6 separate regions of the Homo sapiens genome follow, and all the other regions are linked to region 5. A link is a contact called in ENCODE Hi-C or POLR2A ChIA-PET data. All regions are on one chromosome and are shown on one strand. The core of a region is the stretch at or near the end of the contact, and the rest is flanking DNA. Distances in the headings are between cores, read along the strand shown. Region 1 holds the start of GPR84-AS1 (GPR84, ZNF385A, ITGA5 and GTSF1 antisense RNA 1). Region 2 holds the start of SCAT2 (S-phase cancer associated transcript 2). Region 3 holds the start of ZNF385A (zinc finger protein 385A). Region 4 holds the start of ITGA5 (integrin subunit alpha 5). Region 5 holds the start of CALCOCO1 (calcium binding and coiled-coil domain 1). Region 6 holds the start of ZNF740 (zinc finger protein 740).

The links. A loop is a pair of places that touch in the nucleus more often than their neighbours do. ChIA-PET counts read pairs that join two places held with the same protein, here RNA polymerase II (POLR2A). Pooled maps may share reads with other maps.
Region 1: a pooled map shows a loop between it and region 5 (2.4-fold over the local background). The contact joins the promoter of GPR84-AS1 here to the promoter of CALCOCO1 in region 5. A Hi-C loop is called at or near these places in 1 of 168 maps with a recorded cell type or tissue (B cell) and 8 of 50 pooled maps. POLR2A ChIA-PET finds 5 or more read pairs at or near these places in 1 of 52 experiments (AG04449).
Region 2: a pooled map shows a loop between it and region 5 (3-fold over the local background). The contact joins the promoter of SCAT2 here to the promoter of CALCOCO1 in region 5. A Hi-C loop is called at or near these places in 1 of 168 maps with a recorded cell type or tissue (naive thymus-derived CD4-positive, alpha-beta T cell) and 4 of 50 pooled maps. POLR2A ChIA-PET finds 5 or more read pairs at or near these places in 2 of 52 experiments (B cell and IMR-90).
Region 3: a pooled map shows a loop between it and region 5 (2.3-fold over the local background). The contact joins the promoter of ZNF385A here to the promoter of CALCOCO1 in region 5. A Hi-C loop is called at or near these places in 1 of 168 maps with a recorded cell type or tissue (gastrocnemius medialis), 1 of 37 single-sample maps with no recorded cell type and 1 of 50 pooled maps.
Region 4: a pooled map shows a loop between it and region 5 (2.6-fold over the local background). The contact joins the promoter of ITGA5 here to the promoter of CALCOCO1 in region 5. A Hi-C loop is called at or near these places in 1 of 168 maps with a recorded cell type or tissue (naive thymus-derived CD4-positive, alpha-beta T cell) and 5 of 50 pooled maps. POLR2A ChIA-PET finds 5 or more read pairs at or near these places in 1 of 52 experiments (activated B cell).
Region 6: a loop to region 5 is called in a pooled map, with 9 times the contacts of the local background. The contact joins the promoter of ZNF740 here to the promoter of CALCOCO1 in region 5. A Hi-C loop is called at or near these places in 1 of 37 single-sample maps with no recorded cell type and 8 of 50 pooled maps. POLR2A ChIA-PET finds 5 or more read pairs at or near these places in 1 of 52 experiments (activated CD8-positive, alpha-beta memory T cell).

What each region holds. Positions count from the first base shown.
Region 1 is chr12:54,351,886-54,355,813 of GRCh38, forward strand. It overlaps GPR84-AS1 (GPR84, ZNF385A, ITGA5 and GTSF1 antisense RNA 1), which reads left to right and starts at 1,806. Exons shown (of 4, transcript NR_120487.1): 1 at 1,806-2,011. It also overlaps a transcript of GPR84 not described here.
Region 2 is chr12:54,260,950-54,264,882 of GRCh38, forward strand. SCAT2 (S-phase cancer associated transcript 2) reads left to right here and starts at 1,666. Exons shown (of 2, transcript NR_157844.1): 1 at 1,666-1,988. The region is part of intron 1 of CBX5 (chromobox 5); the gene reads right to left.
Region 3 is chr12:54,382,555-54,386,144 of GRCh38, forward strand. ZNF385A (zinc finger protein 385A) reads right to left here and starts at 2,179. Exons shown (of 7, transcript NM_015481.3): 1 at 1,874-2,179. The coding sequence starts at 1,960. The region is part of intron 1 of GPR84-AS1 (GPR84, ZNF385A, ITGA5 and GTSF1 antisense RNA 1); the gene reads left to right.
Region 4 is chr12:54,416,900-54,420,699 of GRCh38, forward strand. ITGA5 (integrin subunit alpha 5) reads right to left here and starts at 2,367. Exons shown (of 30, transcript NM_002205.5): 1 at 2,082-2,367. The coding sequence starts at 2,299. All of the region lies in intron 2 of GPR84-AS1 (GPR84, ZNF385A, ITGA5 and GTSF1 antisense RNA 1), which reads left to right.
Region 5 is chr12:53,725,298-53,728,870 of GRCh38, forward strand. CALCOCO1 (calcium binding and coiled-coil domain 1) reads right to left here and starts at 2,155. Exons shown (of 15, transcript NM_020898.3): 1 at 2,107-2,155. It overlaps LOC105369774 (a long non-coding RNA gene), which reads left to right and starts at 1,282. Exons shown (of 3, transcript XR_944973.3): 1 at 1,282-1,352. RefSeq lists enhancers at 1-930, 2,248-2,307.
Region 6 is chr12:53,178,252-53,182,106 of GRCh38, forward strand. ZNF740 (zinc finger protein 740) reads left to right here and starts at 2,471. Exons shown (of 7, transcript NM_001004304.4): 1 at 2,471-2,586; 2 at 3,426-3,741. The coding sequence starts at 3,733. CSAD (cysteine sulfinic acid decarboxylase) reads right to left here and starts at 2,674. Exons shown (of 17, transcript NM_001244705.2): 1 at 2,481-2,674; 2 at 851-891. RefSeq lists an enhancer at 1,940-2,498 and silencers at 2,161-2,250, 2,541-2,840, 3,194-3,488.

The sequences.
Region 1 (3,928 bases), core at 556-3,055, 630 kb after region 5:
TTGGCAGCTACTCCTGTTCCTCCAGCCCCCCGTCATTCCCCATCTTATAATATTTCTTCCCTCCTACCTCAGAGACTCCTAGCAGTGCCCCCCCATCCCTAATTTACGGGGCTGTTTGCCTCCTTGGCATCTCTCCGTCCCCTCGCCTGGAAATTGGCGCCAGGGGTGGGGTGGGGATGGTATTTTCTCAGTGGGAGTCCCAGGGAACTGAGTTCTTCCCCCATCACCCCCAAAGCCAGCTGCCTGCTCCCGCCTCAGCCATTAGTAACCCAGAGACGCGCACCTGCGTGGGGGCTCTTCTCCAGCCCTTGCTCACTTCCTGCACCTCCCACTCCTGCTCTGAAACGGCGCTGAGCGGGTTATTTATCGGAGCCAGCGCTGCTCCAGAAGGTCAGGACGGTGGTGTAAATAACCTCTTCTCGCCATTTCCCCGTCCCTCCAGAGCCTGCTCCCCTCCCCCTCCTCCACCTTTATTCGCACAAATGAATGTGGCTGGGCTGGCGCAGCGCCTGGCCCTGCATCTTAATGGGGCGGTGAGCTCACAAGATGGATTTAGCTGGGGGTTTTATGGTTGCCGCGGCGACAGAATGCTTTGGTTTTCTTTCCCCCTTCCTCTGCAGGATTTTTAAGGAGGGGGGAGTGTGGGGAGCCTCTTCTCCACTGCAGTTTGAAGGGTCTCCTCAGTCACCTCTGCCGCTCATAAAATGGACCTGCAATTCCAGGATTAAGCAAGGGAGACCAAATTAGTATCTCAGATGGGAAAGGATGGGGGAAGGAAGGTAGCAGGAATGGGGAGAGTCTCTCCAGCATCAGAACATGAAACCCAGAGTTTTCCAGTCTTGCCTGCTCTTCTGTGAAAACCTGACAATTAAGCTCAACAACTATGGGGCACCTGTGCATGGGATACTCCTCAGCAGGTAGAAAAGAAAAATACCTGGGTGTACCACGTCTGCCAACAGTCCTGCATTGAAAGTTGGAGTGCAAGAGTTTGGATAAAGACTAGGTACTTCTTTTGTCTTTGCCTGTCTGAGCTGGGGAAAAGCAATACTCAGCCTTAACATCCTAATCTTCCTACTCACCACACAGCATTGACCTGGGGGAGGGGCAGTGTCAGTGCCAGAGCTGGGTGGTGGTGATCTGTGATGGTGTGGAGTTCTATCCAGTTCTCAAACTTGGAATTCTCTGAGCTTCAGTTTCCCCAGCCTGGTCTGGGTTAAACTCCTGCCTTCTGTTTTCCAGCATGAATGGAACTTTGGTGCCCTGGCCTACCCAGTCTTTTGGCCAGCAATTTTTTTTCAGGGCTATGAGTAAACACATCCCCAAGCACTGACTGAAGCAGAGCCTGGGAGCAGGGTCTGATTATTTCTTTTCCTTGGTTTCTTTCTGTCTGTAAGCCTCTGTCTTTCTGTTTGTGAGCCTTTCCCTCTTTCCCAGGGAATGCTGGGAGGCCCCTCCTCCCCTCTCCCCCTTCCTCCCCTTTGGCTGGGAAAGTGGCTACAGCCTGAACAGTGCCAGACACCTGCCTGCCAGATGTGGCGATTCCCCATTCTTCCCCCCACCCCCCTATGTCTATTCTTTCCCTACCCCACTGAGCTCAGGCAGAGGGAGCCCCCCAACAGGGTGATTTACTGCTGCTGCCTCTGTTCCTCAAGTGCCCTCCTCCACTCCTCTCCCTCTCCCTCCCCCTGATGCCCATGCCCCCTCTTTTCCCACAATGTTCTGCAGCTACCTTCTTGGTACAGCCTCCTCCCACTCCTACTCCAGAGTGCTAGGCTATGTAAACTCCAGCTCCTGGACTAGAGAGTGAATGCATGGGGCAAAGGTGATTAGCCTTCTGTTTCACCCATGGGAGAGTACATCAGCAACAGGGCTGAGGACAGGGGCAGCCAGAGCTGATGTCATTCTCACTGGGGGAGGAAGAGAGGTGACAGAGTGGAGGAGGTGAATGGGGAAGGAACCAACACTCCAAGACTGTCTGGAGAGGAGAAAAAGGTCTCTGAGAACTTCCTAGGTAGGTGACAGAGAGTCCAGAATTGTGGATGCCTGGTGGACATCACATCTTTCTGGCTGAGCCTCCAGACCTTGTCTTTGAACCTGTATCTCAATATGACTTAAGAGATGCCCCTCAGCTCCTCCCCTTCACACTGACCCAAAACACACAGAGAGAACTTTAAGTCCGCACCCTTCTCTCTTTAGTGTTTGTCATTCTGTGTCTTTTCTTTTCTCTTTTCTTTTTTTTTTTTTTTTGAGACAGGGTCTCACTCTGTCACCCAGGCTGGAGTGCAGTGGCATGATCGTAGGTCACTGCAGTCTCGACCTCCCTGGGCTCAGGTGATCCCGCCACCTCAGCCTCTTGAGTAGCTGGGACTACAGGTGTGTGCCACCATGCCTGACTAACTTTTTGTATTTTTTATAGAGACGATGTTTTGCCATATTGCCCAGGCTGGTCTTGAACTCCTGGGCTCAAGTGATCCACCTGCCTTGGCCTCCCAAAGTGGTGGGATTACAGGCATGAGCCACTGCACCCGGCCTGGTGTCCTTTTTTGTTTGTTTGTTTGTTTGTTTGAGATGGAGTCTTGCTCTGTTGCCCAGGCTGGAGTGCAGTGGTGCAATCTTGTCTCACTGCAACCTCCGCCTCCCGGGTTCAAGCGATTCTCTTGCCTCAGCCTCCCGAGTAGCTGGGATCACAGGCATGTGCCACTATGCCTAGCTTTTTTTTTTTTTTTTTTTGTATTTTTTAGTAGAGACAGGATTTCACCACGTTGGCCAGGCTGGTCTCCAACTTCTGACCTCTGGTGATCCGCCCGCCTCGGCCTCCCAGAGTGCTGGGATTATAGGTGTGAGCCACCATGCCCGGCCTATGCCTTTTCTTTTTCAATCTCTTCCCTCTCATTTCACCCTACCTCCCTTAGTTGTGCTTCTCTTTCTGGTCACCTTCTGCCCACCCTGCCCTTCCGTGCCATATCATAACCCAGTATGATTCCCAGACCTCCCACTAAAGCAGGGACTCATTCAGAGCCTCTTTTCTCCTTTCCATCTATTCTTGGAATCTTAACTCCCAAAGGTATCCTCTGGGTCAGAACAGGGTTCTGAGGTGGGACTGAGGTAGGAGGGATGGCTGGGCTGAAGAGTGGCAGAAACAGGACAGATGGAGCAGCGTCCAAAGAATTTGGGGAGGGGCGAGAGGGAGACAAGAAGATGGAAAGAAACAAAATGAGAGAGAAAAAGTGATTGAGAGACCGAGGCAGAGGCTGAGAGACGGTGAGAATAACAAACTGGGAGAATGAGAGACACAAAGAAGGAAGGCAAGACTGGGAGCAGAGAAAAAGAATAGAGTTGGAAACAGGAAAGTCATAGCAAGAGAAGGCCACTAGGGAGGGGCCAGGCAAAGGGCAGCCTGGCTCTCCGGGGCTCCCTCATGCCATAAGTCCTGTGTGTGTGAGTGTGTGTGTGTGTGTGTGTGTGTGTGCGCATGGCACATTTGCACAGGGGTCTGCGGTATGGATAGGATGATTTCCACAATATTTTTCCACTTCTTTCAGCAGTCTCTTTCCTTGAGGCACCCCATACTAGCCCCCCATCTCCCAGTATTCCAGATGCTCAAGGGACCATTCCAAAGGTATTTCCACAACTCGGCAATCCTGGCTTTCTCACTTGGAATGCAGGCCTGCTGGAATGTCCAGGATCTGTAGAATGAAGAGCCCCATCCCCTCACTGCCCACCCCCCATGCCTGCCCACCAGCTGCTCCTGTCTATCTTCTCCCCATTCTCCTTGTATCTCCCCTTCCTCCACACTGACCCCTCCCCCAGCTCTGACCCCCAGCCTGCCTGGGGCCTGGGTCAGAGGGGAGACAAAGACAGGATTTATCACCAGTATTGAGAAGTAGCCAGAGACCAGGGCTGAGGGCAATGGCTGACCTCCTTCAGA
Region 2 (3,933 bases), core at 416-2,915, 540 kb after region 5:
GGAAGCCGAGGCAGGTGGATTACCTGAGGTCAGGAGTTCGAGACCAGCCTGACCAACATGGTGACGCCCCATCTCTACTAAAAATGCAAAAATTAGCCAGACATAGTAGCACTTGCCTGTAATCCCAGCTACTTGGGAGGCTAAGGCAGGAGAATCGCTTGAACCTGGGAGGCAGAGGTTGCAGTGAGCCGAGACTGCGCCACTGCACTCCAGCCTGAGCAACAAGAGCGAAACCGTCTCAAAAAAAAAAAAAAAAGAACTCAGTTGAGAAGAAGCACAATGGTGACTATTACGACTGTCAAACAGAAGAAACCATAGGGTGTAAGACCAAAGTAGAAATTTTTTTCTTTTTTCTTTTTTTTTTTTGAGACGGAGTCTCGCTCTGTCACCAGGCTAGAGTGCTGTGGCGCCATCTCGGCTTACTGCAACCTCCAACTCCCTGGTTCAAGGGATTCTCCTGCCTCAGCCTCCCAAGTAGCTGGGATTACAGGCATGTGCCACCACGCCCAGCTAATTTTTGTATTTTTAGCAGAGATGGGGTTTCATCATGTTGGCCAGGATGGTCTCGATTTCCTCATCTTGTGATCCGCCCACCTGGGCCTCCCAAAGTGCTGGGATTACAGGCATGAGACACTGCACCCGGCCAGAAATTTTTTAATTACAAAAGATTTCCTCAGATTTGAATGGACCATCAGCAAACCTCCAATTAAAAACGGCATTTTTCAACTCTTACCTTTTAACTTTTCATAATTAAGGGATATAAAAACAATAACAAACATTTAAATAGGATCCTGACTCTGATTAACTTGCCATGTGTTATCCTGAGTAAATAAATTTTCCATCTAACCCCGGCATCATTTAAACGGGCTAAATAAATCTGTACTACCTGCCCTACGTACCTCCGAGGGAAAAAGTGAGTTTATGTTGAAACCAAAGATCTATTAAGTCCCCCAAAAAGAACCTTCTGTAAAAATATGTCAGGGCTGAATACAACAGCAGAAGAAAATATGTGACCTTCCAAATTCCTAAGCTAGTAAACCATATCACATGCAGTAACTCCTGCAGCTCAACACATTAGTAGATAGCAAGAAAAAGAGGAACAGTGTCTTTGTTAACTAGGCACTGGAAAACGAATAAACCTTCAGAGAACAGGGTAGGTACGTTCTCTCTCAAGGGCAAAATACTTATTCCTTAAAACTCAGACAAACTTTAAAGATGGCAGAATGAAAAGACTAATAGTAACTCTGTGAAGGAATAAGGAACAGGAGAGAATGACAGCAATACTAACATTTTGGTGAAACCTTTCAGAGAAAGAAAAGTGAATTTAATGAGGAAAGAGACAAAAATATTCTGGTGTCCACCCCTCCCCACAAAACATCAGAAAATAAAGATTGAGTTCAATTCCCTCCTTTCCACCCTTAAGAACTGCCTAAAGGGCACATGGGCCGAGGTCCTTTTCTTTTTGGGAAATGGGTTTTGTAACCACTGACAAATCGAATTGGGCCTGATGCCAGGAGTCAGAGTACAACCATAATATTCTTTAAAGGATGGCATGCAATTGTCTTGTAAATCTCCTAGACAGTCACAGATCAGAAGCTGGCAAGGATGACGACATAGTTCTGATGGAATGTGTCTTATCTTAACCTTGAAGTTACAGATCTGCTCAGGAGCAGCAGTAAGAAATGAGAAATGCACTCAGACATCGGAGGGGACATAATTCTCTTTTAGACAGTGTGACCCGGAGTATTAGGGTCAAATGAAACACAAAGCCAGTCAAACAATTTAAGGGCTAGAGCCTAGACCAGATAAAGCATCAAGACTGGTGGTTCACACTGAGCTTAGGAGGAGGGAGCTTTCCAGCATGAGAAATGAGACATGGCTGGCAGGATGATGGAGTGATTAAGATAGAATCCCAATACCATGACAGAGGAAAAGAAGATGAGCCTCTGAACACAACCTTATCCTTGTGGAAATCTCCAAGGGAAAGGGTGAGTAGCTTCTCAAATTTCTGGAGTCTTTCAGGCATAACAGCTCTCAGCCTTCTCTCTTAAATATACATAGGAACTATCTGGTAAAGCTACCAATAACTATAGATTACAGCACCTAAGGCCCATTGAGATGAGAAAAGAGGCTGGGCGCGGTGGCTCACGCCTGTAATCCCAGCACTTTGGTAGGCCGAGGCGGGCAGATCTCCTGAGGTCAGGAGTTCCAGACCAACCTGGCCAACATGGTGAAACCCTGTCTCTACTAAAAATACAAAAATTAGCCAGGTGTGGTGGCAGGCACCTGTTATCTCAGCTACTTGGGAGGCTGAGGCAGGAGAATCACTTGAACCCAGAAGATGGAGGTTGCAGTGAGCCGAGATCAAGCCATTGCACTCCAGCCTGGACAACAAGGGCAAAACTCCGTCTCAAAAAAAAACCAAACAAAAAACTTATCAGTCCTCAGCAATTACAGAGAGGGCATCACAAGCAAGCTAGGGCAACCCAGAAAAACAAGAGGTAGGCCGGCACAGCGGCTCTCGCCTGTAATCCCAGCACTTTGGGAAGCCAAGGCAGGTGGATCATGAGGTCAGGAGTTTGAGACCAGCCTGGCCAACATGGTGAAACCCCGTCTCTACTAAAGACACAAAAAAATTAGTCAGGCGTGGTGTAATCCCAGCTACTCGGGAGGCTGAGGCAGTTACGCACCTGTAATCCCAGCTACTCAGGAGGGTGAGGCAGGAGAATCGCTTAAACGGGAGGCGGAGGTTGCAGTGAGCTGAGATCGCGCCACTGCACTCCAGCCTGGGCAACAGGGTAAGACTCTATCTCAAAAAAAAAAAAAAAAAAAAAGAAAAGAAAAAAGAAAAAAAAAGGCCAGGCGCAGTGGCTCACGAGGTCAGGAGATTGAGACCATCCTGGCTAACATGGTGAAACCCTGTCTCTACTAAAAATACAAAAAATTAGCCAGATGTGGTGGCGGGAGCCTGTAGTCCCAGCTACTGGGGAGGCTGAGGCAAAAGAATGGTGTGAACCCAGGAGGCGGGGCTTGCAGTGAGCCGAGATCGCACCACTGCACTCCAGCCTGGGAGACAGCGTGAGACTCCGTCTCAAATAAAAAAGAGGTAATGGTTAGCCCTCAGCATTGACCGTTTAATGCTGGAAGAACCCACATAGGGTCCCTGGTATCTGTCTGCTTTGTCCAGTTCAGGTTCTACTCTCATCCCTCCAGTCATTTCTTTTTTGAGACAGGGCCTCGTTCTGTTGTTCAGGCTGCAGTGCAGTGGTGCGGACAGTTTATTGCAGTCTCAAACTCCTGGGCTCAAGCAATCCTCTCACCTTGGCCTTCTGAGCAGCTGGGACCACAGGGGCACGCCACCATGCCTGGCTACATTTTTTTATTTTTTGGTGAGATGCAGTCTCACTGTGTTGCCCAAGCTGGTCTCAAACTTCTGGGCTGAAGCAATCCTCCTGCCTTACCCCCACAAAGCAGTCACTACTTCTCAATACCAATTCTGGTGGCTTTTCTTATCTTGTTATAGTCATTTCATTTTCATCACCACTTATGAGCAAAAGTACACATAATTCTAGATCTTTCACTAAGCTTTCTTCTTATTAAGAATGAAAGCCAGCCGGGCGCAGTGGCTCATGCCTGTAATCCCAGCACTTTGGGAGGCCAAGGTGGGTGGATCACCTGAGGTCGGGAGTTTGAGACCAGGCTGGCCAACATGGCGAAACCCCATCTCTACTAAAAATACAAAAATTAGCCAGGTGTGGTGGCAGGTGCCTGTAATCCCAGCTACTGGGGAGGCTGAGGTAGGAGAATCGCTTGAATCTGGGAGGTAGAGGTTGCAGTGAGCCAAGATTGCGCCACTGCACTCTAGCCTGGGAGACAAGAGTGAAACTCCATCTCAAAGAAAAAAAAAAAGAAAAAGAAAGCCAATTGGTAAGC
Region 3 (3,590 bases), core at 929-3,428, 660 kb after region 5:
TTCTTATTTGTTAAATGGAATAATAATGTCTACCTTGTTGGGTTGTTGTGAAGGTGAAATGAGATTGCAGATAGAAACATCTGCTACAGTGCCTGGTGTGTAGTCAATGCTCAATACATGTTTATGGCTAAATATGGTTTGATGTGGGTTATTTAAGTTGAATAAGGCTGACTTTCCCCAAACTTTTAGCTCTAGCCCACCTTCCAGGCTTCAGATTCTAACTATCTGTAGAACATTTTGGGCTCAATGTCCTACTGGTATGCCAAATCACCATATCCTTTTTTTTTTAAAAAAAATATTTATTATTATTTTTTAAAACAAAACAAATAGGCCAGGCACGGTGGCTCAAGCCTGTAATCCCAGCACTTGGGAGGCTGAGGCAGGTGGATCACAAGGTCAGGGTTCCAGACCAGCCTGGCCAAGATGGTGAAACCCCATCTCTACTAAAAATACAAAAATTAGCTGGGCATGGTGGTACGTGCCTGTAATCCCAGCTACTGAGGAGGGTGAGGCAGGAGAATGGCTTGAACCCAGGAGGCGGAGGTTGCAATGAGTCAAGATCATCATGCCACTGCACTCCAGCCTGAGAGATTGAGCAAGACTACATCTCAAAAACAAAACAAAACAAAACAAAACAAATAAAGCTTTAGCTTTAGCACCACATGCTAAAGCATCATCCTCACTGGAGACCAGCTTCCTCTTCCAACCCTCTGCCTCTGTCAGTGGTGACTTCCATCCAATCACAAAGGCCTGAATGCTGGAGTCATCCTTGACTCATGCCTTCTCTTCTCCCCCACCCCCAAACACCAGTTGGTCACCATGGCCTGTCAATATTTCCTTGAAATTACCTCCCCCATTCTCCCTTTCTCTCCACTCATACTGCCACTGCCACCAGCCCCGTCTGGCTTTTGAGGCTTCCCTCGGGCCTGCATTGCTAGGACAGCCTCCTAACTGTCACCTTCCTCCTGCCTCTGTTCCCTTTCATCCAGTTGCCCCACTCACCTTCCTCAAACACTGCTCTTACCAAGTCACTCTCCTGCTCAAGAATAGACAGTGGCGGCTGGGTGTGGTGGCTCATGCCTGTAATCCCAGCACTTTGGGAGGCTGAGGCAGGCGGATCACCTGAGGTCAGGAGTTTGAGACCAGCCTGGCCAACATGGTGAAACCCCATCTCTACTAAAAATACAAAAATTAGCCCGGTGTGGTGGCACACGCCTGTAATCCCAGCTACTTGGGAGGCCGAGGCAGGAGAATCGGTGAACTGGGGAGGTGGAGGCTGCAGTGACCCAAGATCGTGCCACTGCACACCAGACTGGGCAACAGAGTGAGACTCCGTCTCATAAAAACAAACAAACAAACACACGAATAGACAGCACCTCCTTATTTCATATTGTATTAAATCTAGACCACCTTGCCAGTCCTCCAAGCCCTATCCCACTGATGCTACCCACCCAGCCGTGGACTGCAGAGAGGTGAAACTTACAAACAGGCATGCTTATTTTCCTGCTCATTCCCTCTTTCTGGATTCAGCACCTACACCCCTCCTACCTCCCTACTGTTACTACCACCAATTTAAGTCTCATTACTTCTCTAGATGGTAGGGCGATTCACTGTAGGACTAAATGAGATAATTCATATAAAACACTTAGCACAGTGTCTGGCCCGTAGCAAGACCTCAGCAAATATTAGCTATTATTATTGTTGTTAACACTGTACCAGATGGCCCACAATACTCAAAATTAACTAGAATTAAGGAAGATGGGGTCATAAGAGGAGATAAGGAATTAGAAACAGAAGAAGAGGGCAGAGGTGGGTCTGAGAGAGAAAGGTCGGGTCACAAGAGGATGGAGAAGGCAGGCAGGCTGCTACTTACGGTGCTGTAGTTGCTGAAGAGGCCAAGGGTAGGGGCTGGCTCGAGTGGGAAGGGCAGGATCTGCTTGAGGTCCAGTGGGGGCTGCATGATCGGGGGCTGCCGTAGCAGAGGCAGGGGCCCTGCCCGGCTCAGGCTGCCTGAAGGGCAGAGAAAACATTCTGTGGGGTAGGAAGATTAAAGCTTGGGAACCCCACCCAAGCCTGCCAGTCCCACTCCCTAGCCAGGGCCCCCACACTCAGAAGTGTCACCCTCAGTGCACATAGTGTACACACTTCCCCTGCTGGCTCCAGAGCAATGGAGCACAGTGCCCTGTGGGCCTGGGGGAGGGTGTAGACCAGTCCTTCCCTTCTGGGTGGTTTTCACTTCCCCCTTTTCCAGCCTCCCTCCCCCAAACTCCTTAGGCACATTACAGACCCAGTAAGAGCTCATACCTTTTCTGCAGGCTGCCTGCTGAACCAGCAGGACTCCCAGCCTCAAGCCCCTGGCCACCCTCTTCTTCTGGTTTTGCTTTCCCCCAGGGGATCCTAAAGCTTGGTATCGCCCCAGGAAGAAGAGAGTCAAGTGGGTGATTCATCCTACTGACCAGAGGGGGATATTGAGACTTAGATTTGGAGGGGGGCTGCTGAATCTCTCAGATGCCCTAGAATTAGATTTTGCTCTAACTATAATTCTTTATTAACTATTGACATCTGTGGGGGTAGGTAGTGGGTTGGGTGGCTTTTGCTCTGGGAGGTGAACTACCTAGGCCATTCTCAGAGCCCCTTCTCCCAACCTTCCTCAGTCTTCCCCCATGCCCTTTTGTCTCACCAGGAATGCTCAGCTACAGGTCCAGTTCTGCAGGAGGAACCTCGACCTGGCCTATGGGCGGGGAATGCCTGGGTCTGACCCCAAGGGGAAATGAAAGTCCAGGCCAGCCATTCAACTACCCTTCTCTGAAACCTTCTCCTCCTCCTCTCAGAGTCACGGGAGGAACTCCACCAGACTCCAAAGGGGCAGCCCAAAGGTCCTCAGAGCCCTTCTGGGCTTCCACTGGCCCAGCTCCCTTCTGCGACCCTGCTGTGCACCAGCTGGGGAGTTCTGGCCGCCCTTCACTGCTCCAGTAACCCCCTGACAGCAACAGGGGTTCCCAGGAACAAAGGCAAACCGAGGAGGCTGCGTGCTTGGCCCGTCCTCCCTTGACTTTACTAGAGCAGAAGGTCTCCAGGATCCCTTCCTGTTCCCTCCAGACACCACCCCCTTTCATACCTTTAGTTTCTGATGCCTGCTGCCCCCAGGCAGTGGCCTGGCCCTGGCCCCCCAGGGGCCTGGGCCTGACAGCGTCCCCTTCCCTTGGTTCTGCCCTCTGCCCCCTCCCTTGCCAGCCCCCTCCCCCTCAGCCCAGTCAGTAGAATCAGCCAATCAGAATCCTGGAAAAGTGGGGCAGAGGGGAGGGCAGGGGAGCAGGGATTAGGGGAATCTGAGGCGACAGGGAGGGGGTGGGGAGGGCTCAGGCACAGCTGGGGGCTGGGAGCTGGTCCAGAAAGGTCTGGAGGGGTCTGTCTCTTTCACCCCATGCCAGGATGGGTGGTCAGGGTGACTGAGACAGAGCAGGGGGTCAAGGCTACTGGGAGTTTGGGCTTCAGAATTCTCAGGGCTAAAGGAGAGGGTAAGATCCTTGGCTTTGACCCTTAAGTAGCTGGGGGTCTGTATGCTTTGTGTCTATTCCCTCCTCTGTCAC
Region 4 (3,800 bases), core at 1,117-3,616, 690 kb after region 5:
GAAGAACAAGAACACTGAGGCTCTCCCTCTTTGGCAATGGCTGTAGGTGAGGGGCTGTGTTTGTCTTGTGTTGTGGGAAAGGGGGTGAAGGCCTAGCTGTGGTGGGAGGAGGTCACTGGGGAGGTAGAATGTTCCACTGTAAGAGGGTATTGTAAATAGGAAATGAGAGGGAAGGAGTGCAAGCTGGACACCTGGGTTCTCTTGGGAGGGGAGATGAGCAGAAGGGGAGGGGGAAGGGATGAGAGAGCTAGGTCCTGTTTTAGAAGAGGACTTTAGGGACTACAGGATCAGGCCAGGGGCCAGACAGACACCTAGGGGACCAGGAATGTGTGAAGTCCAGATGTTTTAGAGGAGTGTTTTAAAGGGAAATTTAGGGGAGGGGGGAGTAAAGAGAAGGTTAAATGCCAGACAACTAGATACTCTGATCTGCGGGAGGAGACCTCATCCCCTTCCTCCTTCCCTCTTTTCTACTCCATTAGGGCTGTGATAAGAAGTTTGAGGGAACCTGGGGGAGACCAGGCCTGGCAGAGGCTCCAGGCCAGGGTGATGATGCAATGGGGTTTGGGCAAAAGGCCAGGGGGGTGGGGTGGGGGTTGGGTGGGGACCTTGAATAGCCCAGAACAACAGTCGGGGCCTAATCATTTTTCTTTTCTCCCATCCCCAAGTCCTCCAGACAAAGGAGAATTTGCCTTTCTCCCCAGTTGTATTAGCTAGATTAACCCCTTTTCTCCAAAAACTATAGGGACTGAGTAGAGATCAGTTAACTGTCTCATGTGTAAAAACAGGTCGCTTCTGACAGAATTCCCCTCAAACCCTGAGATCCTGGGGTTGGGGTGGGGGTGAGCAGTAGGAAGCTCCCAGCTCAGAGATGTAGAAGAAAAAGGATTACACCAGTCATTGTGGAGGACCAGGAATCTGGCATCTATGGCCTAGCCCAGGAGCAACCACCTACCTCTCTTGCTTCCCAATCTCCCCGCCATCCCACATTTAAACAGACACCCTTGGTTCTAATGTTGCTTCCACTCTAACTCCTGTTTCCCAAGCCTGTCAGTACCCCATTTTCTAGGCACTCGGGGTCCGGGTCTGCTTATCACTGTGCTGAGTTGGGAATAAGGATCCTCCTTTGAGATTTCCAGGGTCCTGAGTCCTTCATTCTGACGTTCTTGGCCCCACGGAGCCCCCGTCTCCCCAGCTTCCGACCCCAGCCCCAGAAGTCCCGGTCTCAGCACAGCTCCAGCCGACCAGCTACAGGAAACCAGCTTTTCTCTTCCTCCCAAGAGCCAGAGGAAGAGGGAAACCGCCCACCCCCCTTCACGCGCGCACACACCCCTCCCGACACATCCCAGCACCCGCCCTTGGCTGAGTTCGCCCCCAGCCCCAGGGCCCCAGTGCCAGGGTCCCCGCACTCGCCCCCAGTTCTCGGATCCCCTCGCCTGAACAGAGATTGGGGGCGGAGGGAGGAGTAGGAGACAGAGGAGAAAGGAGAGGGAGCCGCCGTCCTCTCTCGGGTCTTTCCCCGGTCTGAGTTGAGGGGGGAGGGGAGGATGAGGCTGGCCCCCATTTAACCTTCCGACCCCCTCAGTCTTTGACTTTCCTCCTACTACACGTAGCTCATTCGGCTTCTACCCGTTCTCTCGCCGCACAATGGCCCCTACGGATCCCGAGGTCTCCTGGAGCCCCCAAAAGCCCTTCCCGGCCTCTGCGCCCCCTCTGCGCCCCCACCCGCCCCAGGTCCCAGCAGCCCACAGACTTCAGCCAGAGACCCTCAGCTCTCCATTCACGCGCTCTCCTCTCCCTTGGCCCGGAGACCCCTGCCCAGACTTCTCCAGCTCCGTGTCCTCTCCCCACCGGACACATGTCTCCCCACTGATCTCAAACGCCAGGGCCCCTCCTCACCCGCCACGGTGCCCTCCCTACTCCAGCGCGGGCCCCCAACTCTAGCCAGGGCCCCCAACTGCAGCTCTATTCCTTACAAACTCCACCCTCAAACTTAAGCCCTGGTCCCCTCCAGACCCCAGCCGCGCCCCCAGTCTCCAGGCGGCTCCCCCACCCCCATCCCGTCTCCAGCCCTCCTCACTCACCCGTCTGTTCCCGGCCGGTAAAACTCCACTGAGAATCCGAAGAAGGAGCCCGGGGGCCCCGAGAGTACTGCTGGGGCCTCCGCGTCTAAGTTGAAGCCCCCGACCCTGGGTGGCGGCGGCAGCAGCAGCAACAGCAGCGGCAGCAGCGGGGGTCGGCGCCGGGGGCCCCAGCGCAGCTGCACGGCGTGGAGAGGGGACTCTGGCGTCCGGCTCCCCATAGCGCCCGCTCTTCCCTGTCCTGGGGCCACCGACCCGGAGCCGCTTCCTAAACCTCCCAGAGGCGAATGACTCAACGCGGGGAGGAGTTTGCCAAACTCCCGGCTGAGCCCTCCCCCCGCCTGCCGAGGGGGCTGGCGGGGGGGCATTCCTGGGTCCCTGGAACTCTGAGCCCGCGTCCCCCACCCCTAAGGGGCGTGGGGGGGGGGCGCACCCCTCCAACCCCCTTTCCCCAGCCCCAGCTGGAAGCCGGTTGTCTGGACTGGGTTAGACTGGGCGGGTTTGGGTTCTTCCCCCTCCTCTCTGCTTCCCCCTCCTTCCTCCCCATTCCTTTCCAGATGTACAACGTAAACGCTCGGAAAACGAGTCGGAAAAGGGAGCGGAGAATTTCCTAATGAGGAAAGGAATCACCTCTGGTGGGCGGAGGAAGCCTGTATATGTGTGTGGGGTCTCCCTCAGTGCTTTAGGGAGGAGACTTTGGGGTCTAAAGAGACAGGAGACTCCTCTGGCGTCCGGCCAACTGGGATTCCCCCTTGCCTTCCGGGGCCGCCGGGTGCCTGGGTTCTGGCCAGCTGGATTTGGGACACAACAGTTGAGGTACAGAGACAGCGTTCGCAGTCAGCTTGCTAGAGGACCTACACGGGCTCCTCAAGTTCCGCTGCTTCCTCCTCCAAGCTTGCTAGTATTGAAAACCCAGGAGTTTGGGGTCATTCATCAGGAGGATTCTGCTCCAGTTTGCCCCCTTCTTGGTCCTAGGGTATGTAAACCTCTGCTGAGCCCCTTCCTTGGATCTGACAGTTGACCAAAAGCCTGCGAGTGGCTGGCCCCTCAGTACCTGCTTGATTAAACTGGCCGGGTTCCTACAAACCTGGAGAATTGTGAGAGGTGGTGGTGGTGGTGGAAAGTCTTGCAAAGGGACCCAACCTTCAGCTCCTAATGGCTGTAAACGCTGGGAGCTCTGGCCAGGCACGGTGGCTCACACCTGTAATCCCAGCACTTTGGGATGCCGAGGTGAGCAGATCACCTGAGGCCAGGAGTTCAAGACCAGCCTGGCCAACATGGCAAAACCCATCTCCACTAAAAATACAAAAATTATCCAGATGTGGTGGTCCGCACCTGTAATCCCAGCTACTCGGGAAGCTGAGGCAGGATAATTACTTGAACCCAGGAGGCAGAGACTGCAATGAGCCGCGATTGCACCACTGCACTCTAGCCTGGGTGACAGAGCAAGACTGTATCCAAAAAAAAAAAAAAAAAAAAAATCCAAAAACCAAAAACCAAAAAAACAATGGGAGCGGAAAGCCAGGACCCCATTCTTCCCAGATTCCCCTGTGGAAGTAGAGGAAGGGACTCTAGAAAGGGAAGGCAGTGACCCCCTGCCCACCTCTTCCCCAAGCTCAGGCTCTGTGTGATGAGATCACTTTTCAGGATTCTAGCCTTTATCTTAGTCTGGGGGAGGGGACTACAAGTCCTTTCAGTCTCTTTCCTCCAGGACTCCTCACT
Region 5 (3,573 bases), core at 905-3,404:
TTTCCAGTCCACCTCCTTCCCCCCACAGCTCCAGCACCACACACTCACAGCCCCTGCCACTACACCTGGAGATAAGGCATACCTGGTTTCTAGTCCCTGAGGGTTACGGGACATTTTTGAGGTATCACTCTTAGTCTCTAGGACGTAGGTCTGGCCTTCCAAGTCCGTCCCCATCCTGTCTCACACTGTACCCGCTCTGGCTCATAGACCCTTCTGAGGGTTCAGACTTCTCTAATTTTGCTCCCAAAAGGACACTGACGGGGACAGAGCCTGGGATACTGCGACTTGGTCGACAGCCTCCATTTCTCCATCCCATCTCCCACACATCCTGGCTCTTGAATACAAAATCCAACTGAGGTGTGGGGCCCTCTCATTGAGAGAGGTGTCCTTACCTACTCCTAAGCTTGTTGACCCAGCTGTATCCAGGAATGAGTTATGACATCAGAAAGCAGCAACTAATCTCTGAAAGGAATGGTTGAGTTTTCAGAGCTAGAATATGGCTGGGGGTCGAGGGGAACTGAGCCCAAATCCTTAGGCTCCTGAGCTCTCAGCTCTTTTCATCTCTCTGAGCTGCCTACCCCCATGAATTCTAGGGAAGCAGAAAGCTTCTGCTGGCATCCAAGAGACAAAGGGAAGGGGAGGATATAAGGAAAGACAGGTTCTGTCCCTTGACTTATTATTCCAGGAAGTCAAGAATTCTGGAGGCGGCAACTTCAAGGGTGGAGTGAGGCGCTTAGCAGGAACGTGGTGGGGGTGGGGAGATGGAATGTGGGGGCCTGGAGCCAGGAAAGCCCCACCCCAGGGCAGGGAACAGACTAGAAAGTGGGAAGTAAGGGGCCCCAAGAAGTGGAAATGTATATTTAACGTTGAGGAAAGGGGAGATAGTTCAAAAAGAACCTAACATTCTTCTCTCCAGACTGTGCCTGCAGCAGGACTAGAAACCTACTGGTTTCACTTTAGTATTTCTCTCCTCATTTTCTCTCTGCTCCCCTCAGCCTCCATCCTTCCATCTGTTTGTATTGGTAGCTGGAGACACACTACAGGATGGGGTTGAGAGGAAGGGGTGTTCCAAGTTAGCTGGGGAGAGTTAATTGGAAAATATGAGGGTGGGGTGAGGACAGATAACAATAATAACGATCAAAAGAACTCCTCAGTCCAGGGCTGTGAGATGGCCCTCTTATTCATCACTCCTTTCCAGCCCACTAATCTATTTCCTGTGTCACTCACAGCTGACATGTCCAACCAGCCATTGTCACTAGTCATATGCACGCCCCCAAACATCACAAACCCACACCAGGCTGAAGTCCAGGGGACAGGAACTTTAAAAGAAAACAGAAACTCAGTGGATAAAGGTGAGCCAGCAACACAAAAAGGAGCAACTTCTGTCCCCCAAATAGGTAGAACAAAAAGTTTTTTTTAATGTTCATCTCCCTGAAAAATTCCTGGTTGAAACTAATCCATGTTTTCTCCAAATGCAATTCTTCCAGCTTTCTAAGGGTGGGGGTAAATTGTCCCCAAAGATATACCTGGAGAACCCTAAAATACACCCCACAAAGAAAATCCGTAACAGCTGTAAACGTTCTTCATGTCCGAAAGAAAGTTTTGGGCACCTAAGATGTAGGTGTGTAGCCTGATTCAGATGTTCACATGATGGGGCGGAGAGCGGGTGTCCCATCCCCTACTCTGTAGGGCTCTAGAGTTCCTTGACATTCTACACCTTGGAAGGTCCCCCTTCCTCCCCAGGGATTCAGCGTCGTAAAGGCCTTTGGATTTGCGTAGGGGAGAGAGGGAAGACGTGTAGGGGACACGTCTTGCCTGGGAGCGAATAAGCAGATTTCAGCTCCCTTGAAGGGATCAGCTTTATAGAGACGCATTGAGAAGAAGGAGAGGACGACGAGGGGGCGCCCCCCACCCCCAATCAGAGTCCCCTTGAAACCAAGAACTCCCCAAACAGCGGGGGTGGCTTCTCCAGTACGGAAAGGGTTACAACCCAAACGCTCCTGTATTCCCCTTCGACAGTTCCCTTACGTTATCCTTCCCCAAACTGGAAAGTGGGGTGACCCTCCCCTCCCATAAGATCGCCCCCAATTAGGCCAAGTTTCTTACCCAACAGACGGATCAGCTGTTCCCCTCACCTTTCACCAACAACAAAAACAGCACTCCGACTTCTGGAGGGGAGGGAGAAGAGTGGGCGCGAGGGCTTCTGGGGTTTGTGGTTCTTCTGCGCCCTTTTGCCGCTGCGTGCTCGGATCTAGGACTATACATCCCAGAAGGCTGCGCGCAAGGAGGGCGGGGAAGAGGGCGTCCGTGACGGCGGCCTCACCGCGGCATCCTGGGAGGCGTAGTTCTCACTCCTATGACAGAAAACGAGGGTGTGGCCAGCAAAGGACTTCAAGGCCCATGATCCCTTAGGAGGGGGCCGGCTGCATTAGGGGTGGCTGCTGGTTTGTAACGTGCGTTGTTGGGGGCTGGGGAGGATTTACGGCTCTAAAGCCTTCCATATAACGCTTTAACGGTGGGCAGAGCGGTTTCTGTTGCGTCCCGTCCTGTACTTTTCGCACCCACCTGTGAGATAGGCGTTAAGCGTTATGCACGCTTTATAGATGTAGAAAGTGAAGTACGGTTAAGGAGGCGGTGTGAAGTGTCAAAGCTATGAAATGTAGAACTGCATTAGCCTTGGCTAATTCCACGTCATATATTCTTGCCACTACACCACAGCTACCCACCATTTTGGGGATGGGAAACTGATAGCTGGGGTATAGCAGTTTCTTCTTTACTTCAATCTCAGGGACAGACCTTGTAAGAATGATGTCTTCTGCACAGCTGACCATTTTTTTCCAACTTGAGGATTTCAGTGCTAAGGGGCCTGACCATATCCACATCTGGACTGGGCTCCCCCAGAGTGGCTTCTGGGTCTAGGAAGAGGATACAATTGACTGAGGTGGTGGTAGGAGCGGTGGAATGAGAAGAATGAAATTGAAAAGGGAGCTTGGCATAATTCAGGACCTGTCACAATTCACAAACAAGCCACTTATGGGGCCTGTTTGCCCAAGCCTTTTAAGTGGCTTAAATTAATTAGGATAACAATACATGTTGACGTTCCGGTTTTTATTTAGGAGAGGTGAAAGATTGACACGTCTCCCACACCCCAAGTCACGTTATAGACTTGGGCATCCTGTCCCCCCTCTCGCTATTCTCCATCCCTGTAGTCGGAGGCATTCAGAATTACCTCTTTCTCTGGCTCTGCATTAAAGGATTACAGTCTTAAGGATTGATTTCCTCTTCCTAGGTGCCTGCTTTAATTCTCTACTGCACTAAGTTATGGAGCTTCTGCCTTTTCCAAGTTTTTTGGTAGTGTTTTGCTTTTATGACTGAATGCGGTGTCTGCCCTCAGTGTCTTTCATCTGAAGATCTCCAGGCACTTAAAAATTAGTTACTGGGCTGCACAAACATTAAGGTGATGTGTCTGTGTCATTAGTCAGGATTTATGAGTTAGGGAACCAGTTTCTGGATGAGGAGGTAGCTCAAGGTCTGGAGTGGGTTAAGAGTGAGGTCTGTTCAAGGACCCAAGTC
Region 6 (3,855 bases), core at 1,221-3,720, 550 kb before region 5:
AGCTTGAGCCTAGGAATTCGAGACCAGCCTGGGCAACATGGCAAAACCCTGTCTCTACAAAAAACAAAAAAACAAAAAAAAAACTACAAAATTATCCAGGCACAGTTGCCCACATCTGTAGTCCCAACTACTTGGGAGGCTAAGATGGGAGGATTCCTTGAGCCCAGGAGGTTGAGGCTGCAGTGTGCCCTGACTGCACCATTGCACTCCAGCCTGGGCGACAGACCAAGACCCTATCTTTAAACAGAATGAAAATAGGGCCGGGTGTGGTGGCTCACACCTGGAATCCCAGCACTTTGGGAGGCCAAGGTGGGTAGATGACCTGAGGTCAGGAGTTCAAGACCAGCCTGACCAACATGGTGAAACTCCATCTCTACTAAAAAATACAAAAAAATTAGCCGGGCTGGCAGCAGGCGCCAGCTACTCAGGAGGCTAAGCCAGGAGAATTGCTTGAACCTGGGAGGTGGAGGTTGCAGTGAGCCAAGATTGTGCCATTGCACTCTAGCCTGGGTGACAGAGTGAGACTCCATCTCAAAAAAAAATAAAAATAAAAATAAATTTAAATAAAAGCACATATCCTATCTATAAATCCTTATAAATGCAAAAGGTAACTTTTTTTTCTTTTTTGAGACAGAGTTTCACTCTTATTGCCCAGGAAAGGCACGACTCTCGCCTCACCACAACTCCCGCCTCCCGGGTTCAAGTGATTCTCCTGACTCAGCCTCTCGAGTAGCTGGGATTACAGGCATGTGCCACCACGCCCGGCTAATTTTGTATTTTTAGAAGAGACGCGGTTTCTCCATGTTGGTCAGGCTGGTCTGGAACTCCCGACCTCAGATGATCCGCCCACCTCGGCTTCCCAACGTGCTGGGATTACAGGTGTGAGCCACCCTGCCCGGAGCAAAAAGATAACTATTTAAGGATGTTCATTATTGTATTGTTTATAAAGCAAAAAAATCTGAAACCTAAATGTTCATCAAGATGGGACAAGGCACACACATAAACTGGAATACTGTGCAACAGTTTTTTAAATGTTAGCTGACTCAGATGTCTAAAATACACTGTATGGCGCATTACAGGTGCTCAATAAATACTGGTTGAAAAGATTTTTGTATGAACACAGAAAAAAGCCTAAAAGCATATATACCAAACTGGTAAGAATGATTCCCTTCAGGAGCATGGGATAAGTAGAGGGGGAGAATAACCATTTTGTGTCTTTTATACTTTTGCGTTGTGTCGATTTGTAAAATAAGTAGGAGCTAATTTTCAAAAAAGATTTAAAAGACTTATTCCTGGTGATGTTTCTTTATCTCTCTCTTTCTCCATTTTGTCTCTATTTTAGAATGATCCTAAAACACAAAAAACGTACTTTCAATGGCCCAAATCATGGAGTGGCTCAGGGAAATGAAATCTGTCTACAAAAAAAAAAAAGTTGAGAATCCTTGTCTTTTTTTCATCATACAGTTTTTTTTTTCTTTTGGTATCACCATTACTTCTCCTAAAGTCACGACATAATATCACCTACAGCAGAAATGAGGACTTCAGTGGAATTGACATCTCCTTCCATCAAGCGCATTTGCAGTCCATCTTTAGCAGGACCTCTCTCTAATGGCTAAGGCTAGGCAGAAGAATTTGAAGACAGTCTGGTTTCCATTTTCCTAATGCAGCCTGGCCCAAGAGCCAGGACTCCCATAAGACTAGTCTACTGTGGGAGTCAGGGTCTTTTCCACGTGTGGAGGCTAGTGTTTGATGCTGGACGGCCTGGAGTAAAGGGCGAAGGGGAGAAGGTAACCAACCAGGCTGGCCTCGGGATTCGCAGAGGAGGGCTGGGGCTTTGACTTCTGCAGGGAGGTGAGCAGTGTGGCCAAGGGCTACTCAAGGAACGCCTCTGCGAGAATTCAGACTGTGGTTGAGCGCACAAAGCAAGAGTGTGCGAAGAAAAGTTAACGCCTCTCCCAGCTGACCCCAAAATCTGCTAATCTGGGCCTGACGGAAAAAATTCGGAGAAGAACCACCTCGGCCGAGTTACGTGAAAAGGCTGGGTACGAACTACTCTGGCTCTACTTGGGGCGCCGGCTCAGAGCGATGGGCAGGACGTCCGCGAGGAAGAAAGAGTGACGATGATTTTTCAAGGAGTCTGAACCAGCTCACCCAGCAAACCCTCCTCCCATCGAGCACCCAGCGTACAATCATCGAAGGGCCGAGGGTCCTGCCCTCAGTCTCGATGGCGGCCGGGGCGCGCCCCGGCCACGGCGCACGCGCCGGCCTCAGCGCTCCCTCCTCCATGCCCTCGGCGCACGGCGCCGCCCACTCACCCAGCTGCACCTCTCCGTGCGTCCCCAAGCTCACCCGCTCTGAGGCTGCCCCCGCTAGTCTAGCTGCCGAGCCCGGAAGTGGATGCAGCCGCTCGGCGGAGAGGACGAGGGGGAGGGGGAAGTGCTTCCGGGGAAACGGGCCGGGGTTGGTGTTTGTAAACTTGCCTCGGTCCCGGTGGGGGCAGCCGCGGCGGTGGGGTTGGCAGGGTGTGCTGGGGCCTGGAGGAGGCGCCGCGCGGCCAGGGAGCCAGCGGGAGGCCGCGCCTGGCAGGTAGGAGCAAGCCCCAAAGACCGCAGCGTCGTCCGTACAGACGGCAGCGCTTCAGTAGCTCGCAAGCCGTGGGGTGCCGCGCGGGAAGGGGGAGGGGAGGGGAGGAGGGGCGCGTGGCGAAGGGAGGGGGATCTCCGGGGGAGGGAGGGGAAAGGCCGTGCGCGCACACCGCCCCCTGCCCGCGCGTCCCGCCGCGTCCCCGGCCCGGGAGAGGGCTCTCGGAGGGGACGCGGGCGCGAGCACGCATCTCGCGCGCTTCTCGGCACTCTCCGGCTCTGCTCCCGGTTGGTGCAGCGGGTGCAGAGGCTGGCTGGCCGGAGCGAGGCGGGCGACACGCCGCGCCGGGCTTCGCCTGCCTGTCCTCCACCTCCGCAGCAAGTTTCCCTACCTTCGGGCGGACGGGGAGAACGCACACGTGTGGGCACTGCCAGTCCCGTTTCTGCCCGCCACCGAAGCACCCAGCGATGGCCCTTGAGCTTTCCTCCACCCTAGTCTTGCCGCCTCTGTAAAGTGCGAGCTTTTCGGGCCGGCCCACTGGGCACAAAAGCCCCAAAGGGTCTCCGCCCCCTTCTTCCATTCCTGAGATGGCAAATCCAAGCAACTTTCCTTTTGGCAGAGTTCCTCCATAGGAGGCCCCAATTACTTTTGCTCCTGTTGGCTTCCACTCCTTGCCCAGGAGACCAGTTCCTCCTATTGACCTAGAAAGAAAACTCTTCTTGACTCATGTCCTCGTTCTGAGCTTCACAGAGAGCGCCCAGCAAAAAAAAAATTCATATCGCACGTTGTAATGGCCTGAAGATGTTGCATTTAGCAGCCCCCCTCTTCCTTTCTGGTTTCAGGTTTCTGAAACAGATCGTGAGCTTCATCAAGAGAATTCAACTGGAAAACCAAGACTGGTAGACTCTCTTTTTCTTCAGACAATAGGCAGGAGCCAGGCAGAGTCCAGGGATTCTTGGAACACCTATCTTTTCTTCGGAGGACACTAAGTTCTATTTGAAGACAAAGTTCAATATGGCAACAGGACTGATGGGACACGAAGGAGTCGCTACCGTGATTTGGTGACAGTTCTTCAAAACGACAGTGTCTCAAGGAAAGGTGGACCTAGGAACTCCTGAACTTTTGGGTTGCCTTAAGTGAGAAATCAGCATGGCTCAGGTAAAAAGCTCTAGAGTCCTCCTCCAAGATAACTGGGAAGCCTGTTTGCAGTTTCACTCTTGAATGCTGCCTTAGTCAACATATTGACCAACCCCAGTGATCCAAGCTCTGTAT